Regions from separate parts of the Homo sapiens genome. Here regions 1 and 2 are each linked to region 3. The links are chromatin loops, found by intact Hi-C in ENCODE. Cell type or tissue: HepG2. All regions are shown on one strand. Region 1 holds the start of LOC124900825 (a long non-coding RNA gene). Region 2 overlaps IRF2 (interferon regulatory factor 2). Region 3 overlaps LINC02363 (long intergenic non-protein coding RNA 2363).

Region 1 (8,000 bases), 62 kb before region 3:
CTGGAGGTTCTCAGCCAAAGAGAGTGCAGCGGCGCATGGCTGTCCTGCAGATGGTGACAGGTGGGGACTCTGCCCCTTCACTCTTGGAGGTCAGGCAGGGCTAAATGGCTGCAGTCCCCTAAGCAGTCAGTCCTTTTTTTAAAAAGTAAGAACAATGGCCTGTATTTGTTAAACTTTTTTTTTTTTTTTTTTTGGTAACACAAGAAAGGATCATTGTGATGCTGAGCCTCCAGTGCCACCAGACTCAGGGTTCCGGGTAGGCAGGGTCACAGCTGGGCACCCCGTTGTGCTGCTCCAGGACTGGCCCCGTGTCCTGGCCTTGGGGTTGAGTCTCGGGGTTGGCTGCATGCGTTGGTGTGATTTCAGGGCATACACACGGAACGTGCTGCCCAGGTGCTGGGCCCAGGGAAGCCACGTGTCTCAGCCCTGAAGAGTTGTCCTGGCGTTGTGCACAACCTGGCTGGTGGCTTGGAGAGCAAACAGTACCCCCGACCCCACGGGTGTCTGCGGGCACTAGGCCCCACGTGCGGGTTCTCTGGAGTCTCCCAAGCTGAGCATCACCGGACCCAGACCCGTCACAGCCATGCTGAGCTTACCCGTGAGTGACCTTCCCGAGGAAGGCATGGGGCTTTCTGGGGCAGGAAGCAGGGGAAGAGGCTCTCAAAACAGCAGGAGATGGGAGCGCGCTGTCCCGGAACTGTTGTCCGCCTCCCTCTGCCATCCAGGTGCCCGCCACCAGGTCCCCTCTGACAGGCTCCTGATGCTTCCCGGGCCGGGTAGACCAGGGGTGCCCAGCAGCTTGGCCAGATCAGCCTGCCGTTTTTCCTCAAACGTCACCCTTGCCAGGGATGTCCCCGCCCCTGCTCCTCCCCTTCTTGGGACAGACATCCTAAGTCCAGTAATTCCGGTGCTTCCAATAAAAAACACCGCGAGTTTCTTCTCTGCCCTAAGCAGGAGCAGGGGGATTGCAGTGTGAGAGGCGTCCTCCTGCGGCCTAGGTAGGAGGATGGGTCTCCAGGAGCCTCCACGCTGACCCCTGTGGCTGGACTAATGTGTCATTTCTTGTATGTGCCTTGACATGGAGAAGGTTGGAAAGCTCTCCCCGGTACTATTTCACATGAAATGACATTGTGGACTGCAAGCTCAAAAGCACAGGCAACAAAACCGAAAACAGACAAATGGGACTTGTTAAACTAAAGAGCTTCTGCACAGCAAAAGAAATAATCAACAGAGTGAGCAGACAACCAACAGAATGGGAGATAATATTTGCAAACTATTCATCCAACAGGGAACTACTATCCAGACGATACAAGGAGCTCAAACACAACAACAAAGACAAATAATCCCCTCTTAATGTACTTTTAAAAGTATGCAAAAAAGAAAAAAAAAGGAATAGACCTTTTTCAAAAGAAGGCATACAGATGTCCTACAGGTATATGAAAAGATGCTCAACATTGCTAATCATCAGAGAAATGCAAATCCAAACCACAATGAGATAGCATCTTACCCTGCCAGAATGGCTATTATTAAAAAGACAGAAAATCACAGATGTTGGCAAGGATATAGAGAAAAAAGAACTCATTCGCTGTTGGTGGGAATATAAATTAGTGCAACCTCCATGGAAAACAGTATGGAGATTTTTCAGACTAAAAATAGAGCTACCATTTGACCCAGCAACTCCACTATTGGGTATCTATGCAAAAGGAAAACAATCAATTTATCAAAAAGATACCTTCACTCATACATTTATTGTAGCACTAGTCACAATAGTAAAGCTATAGAACCAACCTAAATGTCCATCAATGGAAGAAGAAAATCCCCTGGATAAAGAAAATGTGTTATTTACACAATAGAATACTATCTGGCCATCAAAAGAATGACTTCATGTCTTTTGCAGCAACATGGGTGAAACTGGTGGTCATTATCTTAAGTGAAGCAAGCCAGACAGAAAGTCAAACAACTCATGTTTTCATTCATAAGTGGGTGCTAAAAATTGTGTCCACATGTATGTAGAGAGTGGAATGATAGGCAATAGGTCCTCAGAAGTGTGAGGGGGCATGAGAAGGGTAGATAACAAGAAATTGCCTAATGGATGCAATGTACATTATTTGGGTGATGGGTACCCTAAAGCCCTGTCTTGGCCACTAGGCAATCTATGCATGTAACAAAATGGCACTTGTACACCATACATTTATACACATTTCTTTAAAAAGAAATACATCCCCCAAAAAATGAGATTGTGTCAAGCGTTACTCTGTAGGTTAGGGCGTCAGTAGAAGCAATATTATACCTAAACCTAATAGCATTCTGATTCACATGTTCATGACTTCATGGCAGCAGGTAGACCTCAGACCCTCCTCCAGCCGTGTCAGATAGACACCCACACAGGTAAGAATAAGGGAAGAACCAGGGTCTGTAGAAACTGGCAGTTGGGGAACCTTTACAATTGTTGACTATTCCCCAATACTCTGCATTGCTTTTTGCAGGAGGAAGATGTACGTTAGTCAAGTCACCTAAAGTTGAGTATTGGGAGAAGGAAAGGGGAATTAACATTTATGAAGAACCAAAAAATAGACGCTATGAGTGTTCTGTATGCTAGACTCTCAATTTAGTCTTTCAGATATTCTGTGATGTCCCATGTTTCATCAAATCTGAGACATGTTCCCCACCAACCCACAATTTGCCGTCTATGAAATTGAGGACATCTTAAAATCAGCAGCCCCCTACAATCAATATTTGTCAACTAACTGTCATGAAACAGCTTGACTGCCCAGAAATGCTAACATGATTATAAAAATGATTATATAATTAAGAATCTAATTAAGTCCAAAAGAGACTTTAAGCAAAGTTAAAATAAAAATTCTAAGTAATAAGAAACCATTGTATTATAATTTAATTGGCACTGGTACACAAGCAAGTAAAAGAAATGCAAATCCAAATTAAAAATCCAAGTAAAAGTGCCAGCAGCAAAACTTACGGTGACTAGATAGAAAGTCCTAGCAGTAATTACACAACACACTTTTAGGCCGTAGGAACCAAACGGCTGTGAGGAGGAGGCCAGGGAAAGGATGAACCAGATGTGCTCAGCAACATTTCTGAAGGGGGAGACAAAAGTTGGCTGATTTTCCATCATTGTTCTGCCAGTTTAAGAGCCGGAACCAGAAGTTTTGGTTTCTCAATGCATTATTTTAAAAATGCTGCATCACCAATGTTTTTGATAACAATTTTAGGAAAATTAGTCAAAACTTAGAATTAAGGCAGAGGGAGGGCAGCACCTCCTCTCAATGTTGGATAGACCACTTATTGCCTAATGGAGTGCACTGCTTTTGTTTAATTGTTTGTTTGTTTGTTTATGAGACGGATCCTTGCTCTGTTGCCCAGACTGGAGGGCAGCGGTGCGATCTCGGCTCATTGCAACCTCCGCCTCCCAGGTTTAAGCAGTTCTCCTGTCTCAGGCTCCCAAGTAGCTGGGATTACAGGCACACGCCACCACGCCTGGCTAATTTTTGTATGTTTAGTAGAGACGGGGTTTCACCATGTTGGCCAGGCTGATCCTGAACTTCTGACCTCAGGTGATCCGCCCACCTCAGCCTCCCAAAGTGCTCTGGGAGTCTTATGAGTCTTATGATTCTAATGTTACATGTTTTTTAGTTATTTACATTTATGATATTAAATTGAAAGGATAAGTTTTTAAAATTTGAAAACAATATGTGGTCATTTCAGCAACTTAATACGCTGCTTTATTTTTACGTTTATTTTATATGATTTTTTAAAGTTATCTAAGTATTTGGGGAAGCTTCTCAGTCAGATACCCTTGAAAAAATCTGAATATAATAAATTTGTAAAGGAAATGTCAATATTTGAGGGGATCCCATAGCATATTTAATTAGCCCCCATAAATATTGTAAGTATACTTTTTCCATTTTTTATACTCAGGTTTCTTTTTGAATATTTTCGTTTCTGATTGGCAGACTTTCCCAAATACTAAACTAAGTGCATGTTGAGCATGCACTTTCCTAATAAATAAAGTGATAAGATTTAGAAGCTGAACTTTAAAAACTTAAGAACTAGCTTCAATAAGTTGAATATTAATTTTTAAAATCAAAATAGTCCCTGAATAATCTTTTCTACCTCAAAGAACTCCAAGAATTACAGACACCCACATTCACTTTTGGGTAGAGCAGGCAGAGGCCAGACCAGCTCATCAGCGCTGACCCTTTCAGAGCCTCAGTGGGTGAAATGAGTGCACCCTCATAATGAGAGCTGCTATGTTTGGGATCTCTCCTTGCTCCTCCATTCGTGATCTTACTTTCCTTTTAGTCCTAAAGATTCAAACACGTGGTGTCAGTGTTGCTCTGAAGCACAGACCGATTCCCAGGGTCAGGCTATAAATTCTTTAACTAAATCCACTGACAAATCACCCAGAAAAGCTTTTAATATGTTTGCAGGCTTAGCCACAGGAGCAAAGCAAATTGTTCTTGAGATCTTCAAAGCAGGCGTGCAGGTTTCACCAGTTCTTCCTCTTGCCCTGGGCAGGTCTGCAAGTCTGCTGGAACCTGGAACACAGCAGCCCTCCTGCCCAGCCACCCCATTCCTGAGCTTCCTCTCCATGCAAGAGTCCACTTGTAAAACAAACAACGGGCTGGGAGTTGTGTCTCCCCTTCACCACCAGTAAGTACTTCATGCAGGTAGAAAAGCCAGAGGAGGAAAAGGTATTGAAACACAGTAGAAAAAACAAATGAACAAATGGAAATAATGAGTTGAACTCAGAGGCTCCCAGCTTCAGGAATCATTTCTGACACTTGGCATTTGCCTCCTGCAGCAGAAGCGCGTCTTCGTTGTTTCTCCCTGTTCAATTCTTCCACTTCTCGATCCTCAAACTCATGCAGGGATTTGAATGTGTTGGGTGGTTGGTTTCGTTGCTTATTTTAATTTTTTAAAACCATAACTGCCTTGTGCTTAGGAGCCTGATTATTTTTCAGCTGGATGTACAAATCTCGGCCTCTCCCCGGCCTCTCGTCTTTCTGATCTTCTACCCTCCACCGCATGGGAGGGCACAGGTTCCCTTGTGTCCCAGCCCTGCTGCAGCAGGTGGTTAGACAAAACCGCATTGTCATTTATAAACGCAGAAATCAAGCTCTCTTTCTCTCCCCACCGTTTATCCACCCACCCCCTTTTTCTGTTCTCTCTCCTTTCTCTCTGTTCCTTTTCTGTAATGTCAAATCTATTCCACTAAGGGGTTGCTCTTTGACTAATTCTGCCACTTAATTTTCTAACATTCATTCTTGATTCTCAAGGAGGAAACTCCCATTTTGAGTGACATTTCTCGTGACTGAATGAATGTGGACCCGTTTCTCAATACGTCAAAGGAAAGGGTATTCACAACCTAGCCTTGCTCTCAGGAGGTGGAGCGGGTTTTTTCACTCCCTAGAGGAATGAAGAGTTGAGCCTGGAATGTACACCACTGTCCAGCAAACCAGAAGGCCTCTGCATTCTGCAGGTTCCGCTCTCTGGTCTGGAAAGATCTCCCAGCAGGTGGAGGCCATTGTCCTTGGCCTGACCCAGTCCCTGCTGAAGCAGTTAGAGGGCGAGGCCCAGACCTCCTCCAGACTCGGGACAATCAGTGCCTGGGTTCAGACCCTGGGCACAGCTGGGCCTACTCCAGAAGGGTGTGGAAGGAGGAGAGGTGCAGACAGGATTTGTCTAAGGCAGCACCCTTAGCACTTTGCCTCCATCCTTGATCCAGCCGTCTGGCCTGGCTTTCTTCTCAATTTCTTTGGCCCTCAGTTTTCTGTTGTGTCTGCACCAGCATTGCTGACTTTGGCATTACCGAACCTTTAGCCTTTGGGCCAGCATGCTCTGATTTTGGAATCTGACTTCTCTGCCCTGGACCCTGGGGTTGACAGGTGTTTAATGAGGTGCACTCTGTTTCGTAATCTGCTTTTTTCTTTTGATCATTATTCTGAACATTTCCTCTTGGTTGTTTACTGGACTTCTAAATATTATTTTGATGGTTGTGTTGTAATGTATCATGAGATCTCCCCTAATATATTTAACTAAATACCTTGTAGTTGGACAATTATGCTATTTCCAAATTTTCACTCTACCGAATAATGCCTTGGTAAGTATTAGTGTAGTGAAATCTTCACAGTTATTTTTTAAAACACTTTAAAATTACGCATATTGTAAACAAACATGTTCTTGTTGAAAACTTCCTTAAAACCGGTAAGACTAAAGTCCTCATTAACCAGCTTCAATCGAGTTGTTATAGCCATCATAGAGACAGCCACTATTATTGGTTAATGCGTACCCTTTTTTGAAATGTACGTACGTATATTTTCAGATACCTAAGTGAGATATAGACAGATAGATATGCTGAATCGTTTTTATTTGTGAGGCCGAGTGGCGCACAGACGTTAACATGCTGTCCATTCACTTGGCAGTATGCCTTGGAGACATTTCCACGTCAACACATGAAGATCTGCAACTGCTGTGTGGGATTCCATAATAAGGATAAGCCGACGTTTATTGAGTTATTTTCCTATCCCTGGATATTTGGGTTGTGTTTAGCTTTTGCTAAGACAGACAATGCTGCATTCAATCTTCACCTTGTGCACATGTGCAGATAGATGTCTCTCTGGGGAGATTCAGAACGTGGAATTGTTAGGTCGTAGAGGAGAAACATTTTGCCCACCAAAGTAGCTGGAAAATAACGCTCTCACTGCAGAGCAGCTGAGGGCACGTGTGCCACCACAACCTCGCCCACGCTTTATATGATCAAACTTTTGATTTTTGCCACTTTGATTAAAAATGGAACCTTGTGTTTTATTTGCATTTCCTTGATTTCTAGTGAGGTTAAGCATCTTTTCAAGTATATTGGTCATACATCCTTTTTTCCTTTTTTTTTTTTTTTTGAGACAGAGTCTCGCGCTGTCGCCCAGACTGGAGTACAGTGGCACGATCTGAGCTCACTGCAACCTCCACCTTCCAGGTTCAAGCGATTCTCTTGCCTCAGCCTCCTGAGTAGCTGGGATTACAGGTGTGCACCACCACACCCGGATAATTTTTGTATTTTTACTAGAGACGGGGTTTTGCCATGTTAGCCAGACTGATCTCAAACTCCTGACCTCAGGTGATCTGCCAGCCTCGGCCTCCCAAAGTGCTGGGATTACAGGCATGAGCCACTGGGCCCAGCCGGGTCATACATTCTTAATCACCTCAGATTACATGCCTGAAAGTTGGGTTGCTGGGTCAAAGGACATGCAATATATACACAGTAGTCTCCCCTCACCTGCTGTAGGTACATTCCAAGCTCCCCAGTGGATGCTGAAACCACGCATTTCAGAACCTTCTGGAAACTGTCTTTTCCTATTGCATACATACTTATGATCAAGTTTAACGTATAAATTAGGCGCAGTAGAAGATTAACAACAATAACTAATAAAATAGAACAATTGTAGCAATATACTCTGATAAAAGTTGTGTGAGTAGGGTTTTTCTCTCTCTCTCTGTCAAAATATCTTACTGTATGTAATATTTTTGGACCATAGTTGAACACAGTTATAATATTTTGGACAGCATGGTTTCAGGTAACTGAAAAGCAAAGCGGCGAAGAAGGGAGAACTACTGTATGTTTTTTACTGTGTGTGTGTGTGTGTGTGTGTGTGCACGCACGCCTACCTAGCCCTACCTATCTCATCTATCTAATCTATTGCTTTTAAGGTGGTATTTTTTCCAAGGTGTCTTTCTATAATAATTAAGCCAATTTATACTCTCACTACAGCATATATAAATGTTTTCTTATACTGTCTACAGAAGGGTTTTACTTTTGTTTTTTGTAGGGCAGATAAATAAATATAGTATCTTATTGATTTTACATTTCTTTCATTGAGAATAAGACTGGCTACTTTCATATCGTTTTTGACAGTTCATTTCTTTTCTTTTGATTAACAGCTTATTTTTTATTTCTACTAATTCTGTGTGTGGTTGTTCACCTTTAT
Region 2 (8,000 bases), 91 kb after region 3:
AAAGCTAACTAATAATCCTATAATTATAATAATAAAAGACTATGCAATAAAGATCAGAAGGTAGTGTATTATTAATTGCCAACTAAGTTAGGTAGTTCATAAGGAATACATAAATCATTGTTAAATGGGCATATAAGAGAAAGCTTTATGGCAAAGGAAAGCTTTATGGTAAAGGAAGACCTTAATGGATGGGGAGGTGCTGTCTAGGCAGGGAGAAGGTGGCAGGCAAGCCAGGGGAGGTAAAAGGTTGGTATCGGCGGCCAAAGCAGGACTGAAGATGTGTTTGCTGATGTGAGCAGAGCAACTGTCTTATGCACCAACAGGGGTGTCTTCATAAGAGTCACTGGTGTGTGAGAAGCAAGCACTGGGTATTTCACATCAATCATCTTTAACTCTCATAACAGCTCTAACCAGTTAAATACTAGTATCCCCATTTTATTTTTTCATTTTATTTTTGAGACAGGTCTCACTCTGTCACCCAGACTAGAGTGCAGTGGTGCAATCCTAGCTCACTACAGTCCTGACTTCCTGGGTTCAAGAGAGCCTCTCACCTCAGCCTCTCAAGTACCCAGGACTACAGGTGCATCCACTACACCCAGCTAATTTTTTGTTTTTCGGGTTTTTTGAGATGGAGTCTCGCTCTGTCACCCAGGCTAGAGTATAGTCGTGCAATCTTGGCTCACTGCAACCTCTGCCTCCCGGGTTCAAGCAATTCTCCTGCCTCAGTCTCCTGAGTAGCTGAGATTACAGGCATGCGCCACCACGCCCAGCTAATTTTTTTGTATTTTTAGTCGAGACGGGGTTTCACCATGTTGGTCAGGCTGGTCTTGAACTCTTGACCTGATGATCCACCTGCTTTGGCCTCCCAAAGTCCTGGGATTACAGGCATGAGCCACCGCGCCTGGCCTAATTTTTTAAAATATTTTTGTAGAAACAGGGGTTTCACTACCTATGTTGCCCGGGTTGGTTTGAACTCCTGGCCTCAAGTGATCCTCCTACTTCAACCTCCCAAACTGCTAAGGTTAGAGGCATAAGTCACCGTGCCCAGCCTATTATCATCATTTTAGAGATTAGGAAAAGCATAGCCAAAAAGGCAGCCCCCACAAAAAATAAGAAGAAGAAATAAGAAAGAAAAGAAAATGTCTAAGTCACCCACGCCTCTAGATGAGGAGGCAGGACTTGAACCTCAGGAGGGTCTCAGATGCCCAGCTAGAGTCTGAGCTTGTTTACGCAGGCTGCTATAATGACTTCTGAGTGCACGACTTGGGAAAAGCCATGCTTCAGTTTCACGAGTCATGCAGCACTCTATACAGAGCCAAATGGAGGGAAGGAGGTGAGCTAGAACTACTGCTCTGGGTCAGGACAGTGGCTATTGGAACGTACAAAAAAAAAAAAAAAAACCCACACACACGATGACACGCGTATAGGAATCTAACAGCAGTGTTTAGTAGTAATTTTTCCTGGGCACACAATAGTCTTTTCCCAAATGCAAGTTCCTCCTGCAAGTTCCTCACAACGACTTCTGTGTGCTTTTTCAGCAAAAGTAAGAATTTCCATGAAAGTTATGTAAATTGAAAGCTGGAGTTAGAAGTTGAACATCATCATCATCATCCCCATCATTAATACCATTCCAGCCCTAACTAGAGCCTGACCCTCAGCCCAAATGCCTTTCATGCGTTATTTCACTTAATCTTCCAACAAGCCACATGAGGCAGAGTAGCTACTCTCCATTCTACAGATGAGGAAATGAAGCTACTTACAAAGCTCCACTTACAGCCATTAAGTGGTAAAGCAAACATTCAAATCTACATCCGTCTGACTCCAAAGAATATGCCAGAAACCTCTAGACCTGTGTTTTGCAAGTCTCTGCTAACAACCCACCAGAGGGTCGTGGGATCATTTGTTGCATTAAGATCAGCACTTTTAACTTAATTTTAATTTACAATATGATAGAATGGAAAATGAGGGAGCACCCCGAACAAAGTGAGGTAAGCATTGTTTTATGAAACGTTTGCTTCCATTTAATGTCACATTATATTATACTGGTCCTGGGGTTGAAGGGGTATAAAAACATTGCACTAGGCTGGACTGCCTCCCGACAGTGTGTGTGCAGGTGTGTGCGAGCATGTGGACGGCAGAGAGAGGGAGGGGGCACTGTGGGAAGTAGAATGCAGAAGAGGATATGTGATTCGCCTGCCTTGGCCTCCCAAAGTCCTGGGATCACAGGCGTGAGCCCCGCGCCTGGCCTAATATTTTTAACATTTTTGTAGAAACAGGGAAACAAGGAGAAGCATACCCTAAGAGCTGTACTGACTGCTAAGAGGTAGAAATAAAATGTACAAGAACTTCATGGCATGAAAATAGTATGTTCGGAGCAAAGATAACAGGACCCCCTATATGAGAGAGGAAGCATGGCCTGAGACCTTCCTATGCGGCCACGCTTCCTCCTGCTCTGCCTGCGACATTCAAATCACTCTCCAGACTCTCATGGGACCCTGACGGCTGAAGTCAGCCATTGCCAGTCCTGAAATCAGAAAGACGTTTAACGTTTGGATGGAGGGCTAGATACGGAAAAAACCATGCCTCTCAGTGTACATATTATCTGCACCAATGCAAAACTGATTTTTATGTTTTGTTGAACTTTAGAAAGTCATAGGTTCATTTAAGAATGGGAGTCTCCAGCCAGTCTTCCTCATAAGGTTTCAAGCAATTCAACCACCAATTCTCCTACTACGTAGATTTTTCAGGATGAATGATGAGGCAGGACTGCTACTCCAAATACATCATAACCCACCTTTATTCTTTTCTGTTCTGTTCATGCCACTATCCCAAAACTGCCTTGCAATGCTATTACCTTAAAACTTTAAAAAAAAAAAAAAAAAAGCGGGGCGGAGCGGGGGTACTTAAAAAAAAAAAAAAGGTCCCTGGCCCCACTCTAATAAGAACCGGGAATTTTTTTTATTATCCTAGAATAATTTTGATAAGCAATTAAGTATGAAAATCACTGTTATTTAGTATCCATTAACCCAATGGACTTCCAGATTCCAGATGTTTAATAAACATCTCCAGTTGAGTCATGGGAAAACAGGAGGCCAGTGGTGAATAGATTTCATCATTAATGGAATAGAAACGTATATGAAATCAAAAGTCTAAAATGCTTTCAAATACCACAAAACTAGTTTTCCAGGCTGAAAATCATCCAGATTACAGTTTTACATATTTGCCATTCTATGCACAATTTTCCTATTAGGCACGTTTTCTATATCCTTTCGGAAGCTATTCCCATAGCTGCTTTATAAAATTTACCTTGTCTCTGACCACAGACTCCTCTGGTACCTGAAATGTGTGCTGCATCCGAACCATAATCGAGCAAACTGACTTGGGGCCCCTATGTGTGTGTGCACAAAAGTCACCTGTCTATCACTGGTTCTTGGTTCTGCAGATGACCCAGTGGTCACTCTAGAAAACAGTTCTCAATGCAGCCTAACAAGAACAGCAGCTCTTCGTCCAGAGATCAAGCCTTAAAAATACATGCAGTGTGTTAACGTTCACCCAGATGTGTACTTTTCTGAGAAAGGTCCCCACAAACTCTCAAAGGGCAGTTCCCTAGGCAGATGTAAGAAACACAGTGCAAGAACACGAATGGGAAAGCAGCTAGACCTCTCTGCTGACATTTTCTTGACTTTCCCTGGCTCAGTAGCCACTTCCCTGGCCCTCCCACCCATTGCCATGTCAGCCACCAAGGGGTGCAGTCTCCATCTGTCAGACCATCCCCATTACCCACGGCCTCCTTCCATGCTCCCGCGGCAGCCTGTTCAGGGGCTCTCCGCTCTGCCCCGAGCTGCTGCAGCGTCCCTGTCCCGGCCACCCTCCCTTCAATCCACTTCCACATTCCACACAGCGGAGGCCTATACTTACTGCGTGTCTGCTGGGTGAGAGTACAAGACTACGTAGGCTTATATATTAACGTGGGCAGCAACGTTAACATGGGATTCCAGCTCCAGGGGCCTCCCCGGCCCCATTCTCCTTCCCACACAGTGGCCTGGCCACTTTCCCACTACAAACGGGCCTTCATGCCTCCGTCTTGTTTGCTCACACTGCAAACATTTGTGAGAGGCTGGAGAACCTCGCAGCAGATGGGCGGCTGATCGCCTCATCTGAGCTCTCAGAGTCTCTGCCTCTGCAGATCTTTTTTGCTTTCTTCTCCCCAGGTCCTGTTCCCATTTTCCACAGGTGCAATTTCAGATCCCTCCCTGCCTCCAGCTTCACAGAGAAAAGAGATCTGCGAGGCTCTTCTTTCTGAATGTCTACCTCGCCTCCCTCTTCATACTCACTTGGGTGTGACCTTTTTCCCTTTCTTAGACTAGATGGGTGGGAGTGCCACTCTGCAACAGAAGATGTGGGATGTTTGAGGAGAGATACTGAGAGTGGTTTGGGGCCTACAGGGTTGGAGATCTCTGGGATACCCAAAAAGAGGTGATGGCTGGGCTACTAGCTGTGCGAGGCTGGAGCTCAGGAGAAAGGCCTAGCCTGGAAACGTCTCGCCATACCTTGAAAGATTGTTCAAATGTCTCTTTTCCACAATACTTGGCCTGGCCAACACAAGACACATACATGCCCCCTTCCCTTGAAGTCATAAAACTCACTGCCTCTAACAGTGAGTTAGCACGCATCTTACACTGTCCTAAAGTCACTGGTTCATTGTGATGTGCTTTAATCCACTGAGACCAACGCTCCTTAGGCCTAAATAGGCCTTGTACTCTGCACCCAGCAAACACCCAATGAATGTAGACCAGCACTATCCAGTAGACATTTTGCAACTATTAACTTGTTATTTATCAGGGCAGTCAACAAGGTGGCTCCTGAATACCTGAAATGTGGCTACCATGAATGAGGAAAGCTTTGTCATCAAAGATGGAAACATCGTTTCCCGGCCGGTTCTAATCTTTCCAAATCACAGTGAGTGGTCAGGTGTCTGGTGGAAAGAAAATACCTGCTCGTGACACCCCTGTAATGTTCCTGCTACTGAAACAGCTTTGTTTTGGGAAAAGCTTAGTTTTAAAAAGCCTGATGCACACTCTGCAAACTTAATCACCTTTGGAACACAACCTGTTGGTAAGCAAGGGAGCTTTTCTGTGAGTAACTGCCTCATCCAGATCTAGACCTGCAAACCCTTGAAAATGATACCAGCTGGCCAGCAGGGAGTGTCCCACTTACCAGGATGTTGTCAATATCCTCCACCATGAGGGTATTAACAATAGCTAAGGAGTATTAAGCGCTTAGCAGTGTTAGGCAAGTTCTAAGCACGTTAAGAGGATAAGCTCACCTGATTCACAGCATCCCAAGAACGTGGGTACTACTGTGGTCCCCATTTTATAGATGAAGAAACTGAGGCACGTAAGGTTAAGTAACTTCCCAAGGTCACAGAGCTACTGAGTGGTAGAACTCATATTTGAACTGGAGTCTTAGGCCCTGACTTAGCATTTGGATATGAGGCTCGCACAGGCAGGCCAAACTGGGGTTCACATCAAGAGGTAGAGAGGGCCCCACACCTCCGTCTGACCTGGCATCTGCACTGGGAGCCTGTGTGGAAGGGGACACAGCCAGGGCAGCAAGATCCCCACAGCCTGCCAAACATCGTTCCAGCTCCTGAGCTGGCCCGGGTGCACAGGAAGCAGTTTCCCAGCCTCCTTTATGCAGCCCCTTCCAAAGTCACACTTCCTGCCCCATTTAATACTTTCCCAGCGAGTGGGCATCAACAAAACATGCTGCGTTTCCTGGCCAACCCGAGCTTTCCTTTTGTAGTCCGGACTAGGAAAACACTCCCATACTCCAAAATAAAGATACTCGCCCTCTCTCCACCCCTTCACCTCCATGCTCTCTTTAAGGAAACAAGAGAGAACCAGAGGGGCTTTTTCCTGGCTTTGCATCACCTGGATGCAGATGAATCAGTTGTTTCATTTTAGTTGCTGCTTCTGCCATAAAGCAGGGCCACCTGGGTGCTTCCAGGGTCTTTTGAAGGCAGAAGGGGAGGAAAGTGTGCCCTGCCCAGCCCATAACCGATTAACCTGAAGAACTATTTCAGAAGCACAAGTAAGTCCCATAGAAGACAAACGCGCCACTATCTTAATGTTAATTTCACATTAACATTTATTTAAGGTGCTGAAAACCAGTGAACTAGTAAGCATCCTCAATATTTGTCAATTTCCACCTCCTGCCGTTTCAGTGCATATGAAGAGCAAACACTTCGTTATGGGGCCGTTTTGCTTCCCACTCTAAAAATGACCTCATTTTTAGTATCAGGACCTCCAAGAAGTACAAAAACCCTGTGCCCCAAAACTCCTTTCTCCAACCTACTTAAATCTCTCAGCCCTGTTTGTTTTTTACCACTTGATACCAAGTACTTCTCTCTTGGTCTTCAGAAGATAACTTTGTGGGGGTGGGGGTGGGGGTGGTGGGGGCAGCGGGGTGGGAGGGGTTGTTTTGTTTTGTTTGAGACAGAGTCTCACTCTTGTCACCCAGGCTGGAGTGCAATGGCACGATCTCTGCTCACTGCACCCTCCGCCTCCCAGGTTCAAGCGATTCTCCTGCCTCAGCCTCCTGTGTAGCTGGGATTACAGGCACGTGCCACCTTGCCCGGTGAATTTTTGCATTTTTAGTAGAGATGGGGTTTCACCATGTTGGCCAGGCTGGTCTCAAACTCCTGACCTCAGCTGATCCACCCACCTCAGCTTCTCAAAGTGCTGGGATTACAGGTTGTTTTTGTTTTTGCTTTCAGTTTTAAATTCAGGGGTACCTGTGCAGGTTTGTTACATGGGTATATTGCAATGATACTGGGGTTTGGGCTCCTAATGATCCTGCTGTCCAAGTAGTGAACATAGTACCCAATAGGTAGTTTTTCAACCCTTGCCCTACTTCCTCTCTCTCCCCTTCTGGAATCCTCACTGTTTCTTGTTCCCATCCTCATGTCCATGTGTACTCAGTGTTTAGCTCCGTCTTATAAGTGAGAACATGTGGTAGTATTTGGTTTTCTGATTCTGTGTTAATTCATTTAAGATAATGACCTCCAGCTCCATGCTTCTTATTGTGAATGATTTCATTGTTTTTATGGCTGCATAGTATTCCATAGTGTATATATACCATATTTTCTTTATCCGGTCCACTGCTGATGAGGACCTAGGTTAAGTCCATATCTTTGCTATTGTGAATAGTGTTGCAATAAACATAAAAGTACAGGTATCTTTTGCTAGAATGATTTCTTTTCCTTTCAGTATATACCCAGTAATGGAATTGCTGGGTTGAATGGCAGTTCTATTTTTAGTTCTTTGAGAAATCCAGGAGACAGTTTTAAATCCACCCATCCCAGAAAGCTTTCCCTAGCCAGTGTAAGCTCATCTATGACCACAACTCCTGCTGAGATGACAGCCCTAGGAAATGGTTTGGGTATTAATGGTGATCAATCATGTCTGACCCTTAGCTTATTAATTTGGCAACATGCAAATTCCTAATAAGTGATTAGGCCCTTCATAGGCCTACCCTTATTCATCATGGAGTAGGATGGCAGCTGCAATGCAGGACTCAGGATGACACCCGAGGTCTGACAGCCACATGACTCCAGGACAGCACAGCCCCCTAAGGGCAGGGCAGAGACCAGGGAAGACCTCGGCGGCTCCCATATCCATGACAAGTGGGCAGGAGCCAGCCTTGGCTAGTGACGCTTTTTTATCACTATACTGTATATGAGATGAGGAGAGGAACCTTATCTCATATACAGTATAGTGATAAAAATGAGACCTTAAATGAGAAATCAACAAGCCATTGCCCCAAAAATTCAGAAATCCCCTGGTGCTGGTCACCATCTCCACAACTGTAGAAGCCATTCAGGTCTCCATCCGGCAACTATAGCCACTTCCCAGGGCACTGCTTCAGGAACCAAACGCAGAAGGTAACAGAACCCAAGACCCTATGCCTCAGTTTTCTCCTCTGTAAAATGGGATAAC
Region 3 (8,000 bases):
TGGAGCCTCGTGTCTGCCTCCGCACCTGGCTGAGTCGCCCAGTGCCTGGTAGGCCCCTCCTATGGCAGTGACAGTTGCATGAGGCAGAGGTAGGGGCAGATGCAGGGGTGGCCAGTGGTCCAGTACAGGGTTCAAGGGATGCAGCTGCCTGTGAGGCCATCACAGGGATGAGGGATGGCATATTTCAAAGAAGTTTAAAGACAGAAACCAACAGGTATCAAGTTCCTATGATGGGACAGGCATGCTCTATCACTTTTCATTTTAATCCTGACAGTAACCTTATGACATTATCTCCTTTTTAGAAACAGGAAAACAGATGATCTTGCATCTGGCAAGCCACCTAGCCAGGACGCAATGCCCTGTCTCTGACACCCACATGCCCCTGAGGCGAATCCCGGCACTAGCTCCTCCTAGGACAAGCAGGAGGGACAAATAACCTTCACTGATCAGCTGTCATGCGCCAGGCATTGTGCTATGTGTCTGACATATGTTACCTACTTTAGACCTCCCCAGCACCCTGAATCATAGGTCCTGGTGTTCCCATTTTACAGGGTAGGAACATAAAGTCGAATGTTATAAATGTGTACAGGCAGGGGATTTGAACCCGGGCTTACTTATTCCAAAGCCAGATCTTTCTGTGGCATCAGCAGCTTCCTGATCTATTTTGGGAGTGGAGATGTAAGCATTGAAGGTCAGGAAGAGGGCTGGGCAGAGCAGGCCAAGAGCTGGATGATTGGTTTGGACACAGTGTGTGGAAACAGGAGAGCCTTGGGGCCTGGGGTGACTGTGCACTTGTCACAGCTGTCTTGCTCTTTGTGGCCTCTTCCCTGCCAGTGTCTCCCAGGGGTTAAGAAAGGCTTGAGCCGCTTTTATTTTTCCCCTAGAACAAGGTACAACAAGGCTGAGGTCCCAGCCAAATGTTTCTGGGCCCACAGTGGGCCCTCTTGCTGCCGCTCCTCCTGCCTGCACCTAAACCTGTGGGACCCCATGTAGCAAAAGCTCCTTTCAGCACAAGCAAGGACTCCCTTCTCAGGAGGCCTCCCTCCTCAATACAGAGGTCAGGGCCAGAGCCTACTCTTTAATTCATATCCCCGAAGACCCTTTACATCACTTACACCCAGGAGAGGGTCCATAATTATCTTCCCACTAACTGAAAAAACACATTAACCTTTTAAAACAAAATCCCCAGGGTTTTAGGAAAAGTGTAATCACTGAGGTCAACTTCGTGGGCTTACACTGGGATTTGTGAGCAACATTTTAAATAACTAAAAAGCATTAAGTAGTTAGTGACATCTAACAAAATATAAAAAGTAGACTATAAATATATGACCATTTTCTTTTTTATTTTATTATTATTATTATTATTTGAGACATAGTCTTGCTGTGTCACCCAGGCTGGAGTGCAGTGGCGCAATCTCAATTCACTGCAACCTCAACTCACTGCAACCTCCGCCTCCCGGGTTCAAACGATTCTCCTGCCTCAGCCTTCCAAGTAGCTGGGATTACAGGTGTGCACCACCATGCCTGGCTAATTTTTTGTATTTTTAATAGAGACGAGGTTTCACCATGTCTCTGGTCTCAAACTCCTGACCTCAAGTGATCCTCCCACCTCGGCCTCCCAAAGTGCTGGGATCACAGGCATGAGCCACTGTGCCCGGCCAAAATATGACCATTTTCTAAAGTCTCTTTCTTTTAAAATTTGGTGTCATGAAACAGTATTTCCTGCCTACAACTTGTAGTCATGTCCTCACTCCAGAATGTACCCTGCTCTCCTCTGAAGAAGAAAAAGAAGACAAAAAAGGAAATCATGTACTATTGGGAAATTGCTGGTTGAAAACTTCTCCTAACTCAATATTTTGTCCTCCTACCCTAGTTCTGTGACAAAGCTCAGTGGTCAGATCATTACACATTTAAGCCAAACAGAACTCAGAAATGGGAGGAGAGACACACCAACACAGAGAAAATCTAAGATCATAAAATAAGCTATTCTAGCCACGTTTTCCATTCTAGGTGAATATTGCCTATAGAAAAATGTTTTTAAACACGATTTTGTGAAAAACTGCTACTGGGAAGCCGCTGACACGAAAAGGATGTCCTCTTGGTGGGGAATTTAATCCCGTTTTTGGTATTTCGTGTCCATTACATTTTCAACAGGTGATCAGGAAAGCAGTGCTGGTGCTGGTGTGATTTCTCGACTTTACAACAGGTGCATACAGGGCATCCAATGAGAGTTTGAAAACATGCATCCCCAGTGATCATTTCTTAGGAGATAGTTGAGGCTGTTTTGTAACTCTCAGTGGCTGCCATAGGCATTTTCACAATGTTGCTTTCCTGTCTTTAATTTTAGTTCCTCTTTGAGCTGTGGAACAGCTAACACTGCTGCAGAAATGACCTTCCGCCATGTTCTGGAGTCTTCAGCTCCAAATGGGATTGGTCAGGGCCAGTGCGTGACACACTGCCTTGCAGACGGAAAGCCTTTGTCAGTGAATTCTCAGTGGTGTCAGATTTCTATTCACTCAAGAACACACCCAGAAACCTGGAGAAACAGCTCTTGCAGAGTAATACCGACTCTCCCTCCTCCTGCTTGTGCACTGGCCCAGGCAGAGAGGAAGGAAGTCACAACTTAAAAATAAAATTCACACATAAGCTTTTGGCCAACATTTACATCTTAATAACCTGAAGTCCCATGGGGTCCCACGCTGAGCTTTGTCCATGACATTCACAGTGTTCACACACCTCAGACCATCTCTTCTGGGATCTTCCTGGGAGGGCTGCCCCAGCAAAGCGAGCAGTGCTGCCCTTTGCTGAGAAAAGGTCTCCCCGTGGCCGGGCTGGAGCCCCACGCGTGTGCTCTTATGTGCTGCTGCTGTGTCCATCTGCCTTGCAATAAATTCCCCAGGCTTTATCAAATGGCCTTGGCTTTAGAATTTGCCCTTCGGGACACTAATGGTAGAGGAAATAGCTTGTCATTAGATCAAAAAAATTGTCATGAAAGTCCCTGCTCTTCTGCAAAATTAACAAAGCCAAGGCCTCCTCCCTTGGAGCCTGCCTCACCTGACAGAGGTGTGTCTGGCAACGTCTGGACGCACCTGGGACCCAGAGCAGCCAGCGGGAGGCTTTCGGGCCCCCTCAGCAAGAGGAAGTGCATTTGAACACCTGGAAACAAAATGCATGTCTCCGGACTGCCCTTCAGTAAAACATTGCTTCCAACTCCTGATATGCAGCTTTATTTTCATTTTTTAGATTATCTCTCGGTAATAGCCAGGACATAACTCATGGCTGACTCCTTTTCTAATTCTCCAACTTGCCTCAGTGCCTCCCAAAGCCTAGTCCCCGATGGTAAGGCTCTGTGACCCAGCGGTCAGGGTGAGGCCCATGGCAGTCGCCTGGTTCTATTAAGAAACCTCTATTTGTAGTCCTGCGCTTCATTAGATAAACTGGTTTTCTGCATGTAGACTGCAAGTAATCACCGCATACAAACAAAATGAACTCTGCCGCCTAGCACTAGATAAGTAATGCTTCAGAAACTATTACTCTAGGCCTCTTCATAAACTCAGTCCCTTCCCAGCCGCCTCCCCACCCCACCCCCTGGCTAAAGTGAACGTGTACTTATTTGCTGGCTGAAATTCTGTCTATCCTGGTTTCACAATCCTCCCTGCCTCAGTGTCAGAAGTCATATAGTTGCACAGACAAGCTTATCTTTTGGCAGCAATTTCTAAAACAAATGTAAGTCCTTTGCTTTTCTCTCCCCTGCCAACCCCCGACACTGTACTGCATCGCATAAGCTTCCAAGCTTGCTTTTAAAGCTTCGTCCTTGAGCACATGGGACATGGAAAAATACTGCCTGATAGGGTGGCTAATCTAGTGGGATGATTGGAGATCAGTGGATTAGGGAGACTGTGGCGTCAATTGAAGATCAAGGTCCACTGTGCTTCATGCCACTCCTTTAGAACACAAAGGCCAATATCATTCTTGCCACACCAGCTTAAAACCCGATACCTCGGAAGCAGGTTAGGCAAGGCAGCACAAGGACTTGCTGAACCCAGAGCAAGCAAATATCCCCACCTGCAAGCCTGCTTGGCAGAGCAGGGCTGACAGTGGGGCACAGAGAAAGTTACCTCAACCATTCTGTACTCCTCTTGCCTTTAACGAGCCCCCATTTTAACCAAGTTTCATCCCTCCTCTTTTTAAAGCCTCTCGAAGGACCCATAATTGCCCTTGATAGAGCTCCTTCACATGTAATTTGAATGTAATTCACTTACATAGTCAATCTGATCAGCACTTACTAATCCATTGCCTATAACTCATTTTTCATTATTATTTCTTGAATGAGTGATTTAAAAAATTGCATATGCATATCGTTCCCAAGTCTCTCTCTGAGCCTCTTTGTGACGGGGATGGAGTAAGCACCAGCTTGTATTTCCTTCCTAGTTCCCCTTCCTGCGGCGCTTCCCTCTTGGGGAGATTTCGGTGAATGCTGAAGATACTTTCTTGGGCAGAAATGAAGGGGCTTTCCATCCTCTGTGGAAGAACCACATTGACAAGCCCCCCAGCACCCCACCTTCTTATTCCCAGTTGTGTGACCTCAGTTTCCCTGACCGTCTCTGTGCCTCTCCTCGCAGCCCTCTTGAGGACTTGTTTCTCCACCCCATGGCTGCTCTGCCAGGCATGGTCTAGGCCTGGACATCAGCAGTCACCAGGTTTGCTTCCGAGGAGCAGCGGCAGCAGGAGGAAGTCTGAAGCTGTGGTGAATGTGCTCCTTTTGGAGCAGGGCCCAAGGCCAACCTGAGTCCAGGAGGAAGAGATGAAGCAGGACAGCTGCAGTGGAGGATGAGGACAGGGGGACGCAGAAGCACCTTCCTGCTGAAGTGTACCGTGAGGGGGTGTGGGGACCACACTTGGGGTTCTGCAGCAGCAGCTGGAGAAGAGGGTCACCTCAAATTGCAGAGGATGCACTGGAAGGCAGAAGGGGGAAAGAGACTCAGAGAGAAACAGGGGGAGGGAGAGTAGGGAGAAGCAGGGGGAAAGGGTGAGGGGAGAGAAAAGAATTACCTGCACAAGATGGCCACTTGGATGGAGGATGAGGAATAGAGAGCCCGGAAGGCGAGAAATAGGTCTAAATTCATGGCACACATTCATACACAGGAGGCCTGGATCTCTGTGGGCGCTGGGGTGTGTGTGCACCGAAGGTCCACCTGGCCTGTAGTTGGTATGTCGATGAGGCCTTTTCCCTCTCAATGTCCTGTGATAGCCGGAAGCATTATAATTGCTTAAAGGATGGTGGCTAGAAAAGTTGAGAAAGTACATATTCCCTAGAGTGCTCTGCTATATTTTTCTACGTTTTTATTTCCTCCAAGAGTGACAATCCCTCAAAAGCTCAGGAGGCTGCTTTGAAGGGGGAATTAGGGGCCAAGAGGCTTGAACGCCAAGAGAGGGAGCTGCGCTATCTCTAGGTGTGAGAATAGGGCTGGCCCAGCCTCCTGAAGAGGGGCTTCTCCAGGCCCAAGCCCAGGACCAACAGCAGCTGTGGGTGTGGGAGAGCGGCTGCTCTGGCCAATAGGACTACACCAACTGGGGTGTCTGAGCCAAACAAAGCCCACCAGGGACACCCCATGTTGGATCGGGCACCATATTTTCCTCCTTCCACCTGGAAAGTGATGCTGTAAGCTCCCGTCTGACTCATTCTCCAGGCTCAGCTTGAGCCCACCTCCAGCAAGAGGCCTCCCCAACCTGCTCCCACCCTCATTTAAACCAACAGCCCTCATGGCATCTACCAATTACAGTTTGCTGTTCATCAGTTTTTCCAAGCAGATTAATATTTTGAGGCCATGAGCAGTAGGGTTTTCAGAATTAAATAGAAAACTTTAGCACTGTTTGAAAACTTTAAGAAAAAAATCGGACTACCAGCAGAAGTGTCTTCCATGAGTGCTTTATACTTTTAAACTGGACTTTTTTTTTTTAATCTGGGAAAGTTGCAAATGAAGATGAAGAATCTGCAAAGACGTATCCCCCGGTGTTTAAAAAGAAATGCTTGGCCAAACAGGCTACCTTCAGGTTGTATTTTTTATTTTAATGAAGCAGGTCGGTCTCAGAAAGAAATGTCATAAAGAAAATGTGGCACATATACACTGTGGAATACTACGCAGCCATAAAAAAGAATGAGATCACATCCTTTGCAGCAACATGGATGCACTGGAGGACATTATTCTAAGTTAATTAACTCAGAAACAGAAAACCAAATATCGCATGTTTTCACTTGTAAGTGGGAGCTAAACATTGGGTACACATGGTCAAAAAATGGGAACAGTAGATACTGGGGAATACAAAAAGCAGGAGAAGGAGAGGGGGTTAAGGGTTAAAAACTACTATCTATTGGGTACTATGCTCACTACCTGGGTGACAGATTCATGTGTGCTCCAAACCTCAGCATCATGAAATTACAGCTTTGTAATAAACTTGCCCACGTACCCCCTAATTCTAAAATAAAAGTTGAAAAAAAAAAGAACACTTCATTTGCAAGGAGGAAATCAGAAGCCCAGGGTATAAAACTGCAAAGGATGTACGGTGGGAGGGAGATGTGACGCCAGTGGAGATTTAACTGTATCGATTATACTGATATTTCAACTAGCATCGTTACTGTTCTTGGTAATAGTAACAAGGCTCTGGTTATAAGTTCCGTTAAGTTTTGAATGGTCTGCCCACCTCTACTTTTCCCATGAGCTAATTATTTTTCACCCTTCGTTTTCCAGAAACGAGAGTTTTCATGGGCGATGAGGCGGATGAACGTATGAGATTGCAGTAGAAGCTCCAGTATGCGGCGATTTCTGGCTTATTGACCTATGACACTTTTTTTCTGGATTCTTATCTCATTTAACTTTGCTATTTGTATTAGTTTCCAAATGCTACTATAGCAAATTTCCACAAGCTTAGTGGCTTAAAACAACCCAACTGTGTTATCCTACAGTCTGAAGGTCAGAAGTCCAAGTTAGGTCTCACTGGACTAAAATCAGGGTGTAGACAGGGCTGTGTTCCCTCCCGCCTTGGCCAGCTTCTAGAGATGCTCTCACTCCTTGGTTCAAGGCCCCTCTCGTCTTCCAAAGAGAGCCATGTCCGGTCTTAACTCGCATTAACTCCAACTATCTTGACTCTTTTGTCCACTTATCAGGACCCTGTGACTACACTGGGCCCACCTGGATAGTCTAGACTCATCTTCCCATCTCAGATCTTTAACTTAATCTCATCTGCGAAATCCCTTTTGTCATGTAAGCTAATGCTCACAGGTCCGGGGATCAGGATGTGGACATTTTAGGGGTGTCATTATCCTGCCTGCCACGCTGTGGTTATTCACCTTTCTATGTGTTCATGCTTTGGCACCCCCAGCAGATGGGAAGCTCCTCTGGGGAGTGGGGTACTGCTTCTTTGTCATTCTGTTCCCCATAGCAATTGCCCAATTCAGATACTCAGAAGGTATTTTTCAATTAGTTTTCCTTCCTGACTCCTGGTTTGAATAACACAGAAGTGTATTTCTAGGTAGTAGCTGTGTTGAGCCAGCCATGGTATCTTACCTTCTTGCTAGTCAGTGGGATACAAAGATGATTCAATATTGCCCCAATTTTCAATAAATTTGCCAGGTCGGGCACGGTGGCCCTCGCCTGTAATCCCAGCATTTTAAGAGGCCAGAGCAAGAGGATTACTTGAGCCCAGAAGCCCAAGACCACCCTGGGCAGCATAGTGAGACCTCGTCTCTAGAAAAAAATTTAAAAACTTAGCTGGGCATGGCGGTGCCTGCCTGAAGTCCCGGCTACTTGGGAGGCTAAGGTGGGAGGATTGCTTGAGCCCAGAAGTTAGAGGCTGCAGTGAGCCATGATCACACCACTGCACTCCAGCCTGGGTGACACAGTGAGACCATGTCTCAAAATAAATAAATAAATAAATAAATTTGCCTTGCAAAATGTTCAAGATGGCTGGACAGCACCCACAGGGTAAGCTCTTTGACACAG

What was found. A loop is a pair of places that touch in the nucleus more often than their neighbours do. Peaks named below come from ENCODE experiments on the same cell type or tissue, not always from the same donor. Only the 100,000 strongest peaks of a DNase experiment are listed, where the experiment ranks them.
Region 1: it touches region 3 in a loop (2.4-fold over the local background); 14 of 110 quality-filtered maps call a loop at or near these places.
Region 2: it touches region 3 in a loop (8-fold over the local background); 2 of 110 quality-filtered maps call a loop at or near these places.

The regions. Positions count from the first base shown.
Region 1 is chr4:184,283,471-184,291,470 of GRCh38, forward strand. The region is part of intron 1 of LOC105377582 (a long non-coding RNA gene); the gene reads right to left. It overlaps LOC124900825 (a long non-coding RNA gene), which reads left to right and starts at 4,275. Exons shown (of 2, transcript XR_007058413.1): 1 at 4,275-4,671. RefSeq lists enhancers at 1-65, 206-325, 356-405, 916-1,005, 4,853-4,992 and 1 more. In HepG2, a CTCF peak has its summit at 4,355; DNase peaks (open chromatin) are centred at 4,371 and 4,611; H3K4me3 peaks cover 1,303 bases.
Region 2 is chr4:184,436,449-184,444,448 of GRCh38, forward strand. The region is part of intron 1 of IRF2 (interferon regulatory factor 2); the gene reads right to left. Among named protein-coding and RNA genes, the nearest start is that of IRF2, 34 kb to the right of the region's middle. In HepG2, no CTCF peak of the experiment used is centred here; DNase peaks (open chromatin) are centred at 3,533, 4,003 and 4,793; H3K4me3 peaks cover 1,400 bases.
Region 3 is chr4:184,345,037-184,353,036 of GRCh38, forward strand. It overlaps LINC02363 (long intergenic non-protein coding RNA 2363), which reads right to left. Exons shown (of 3, transcript NR_040108.1): 2 at 5,053-5,242. Among named protein-coding and RNA genes, the nearest start is that of LINC02363, 4.9 kb to the right of the region's middle. RefSeq lists a silencer at 213-282 and enhancers at 2,340-2,634, 2,382-2,431, 2,512-2,861. In HepG2, no CTCF peak of the experiment used is centred here; DNase peaks (open chromatin) are centred at 3,855 and 6,945; H3K4me3 peaks cover 1,367 bases.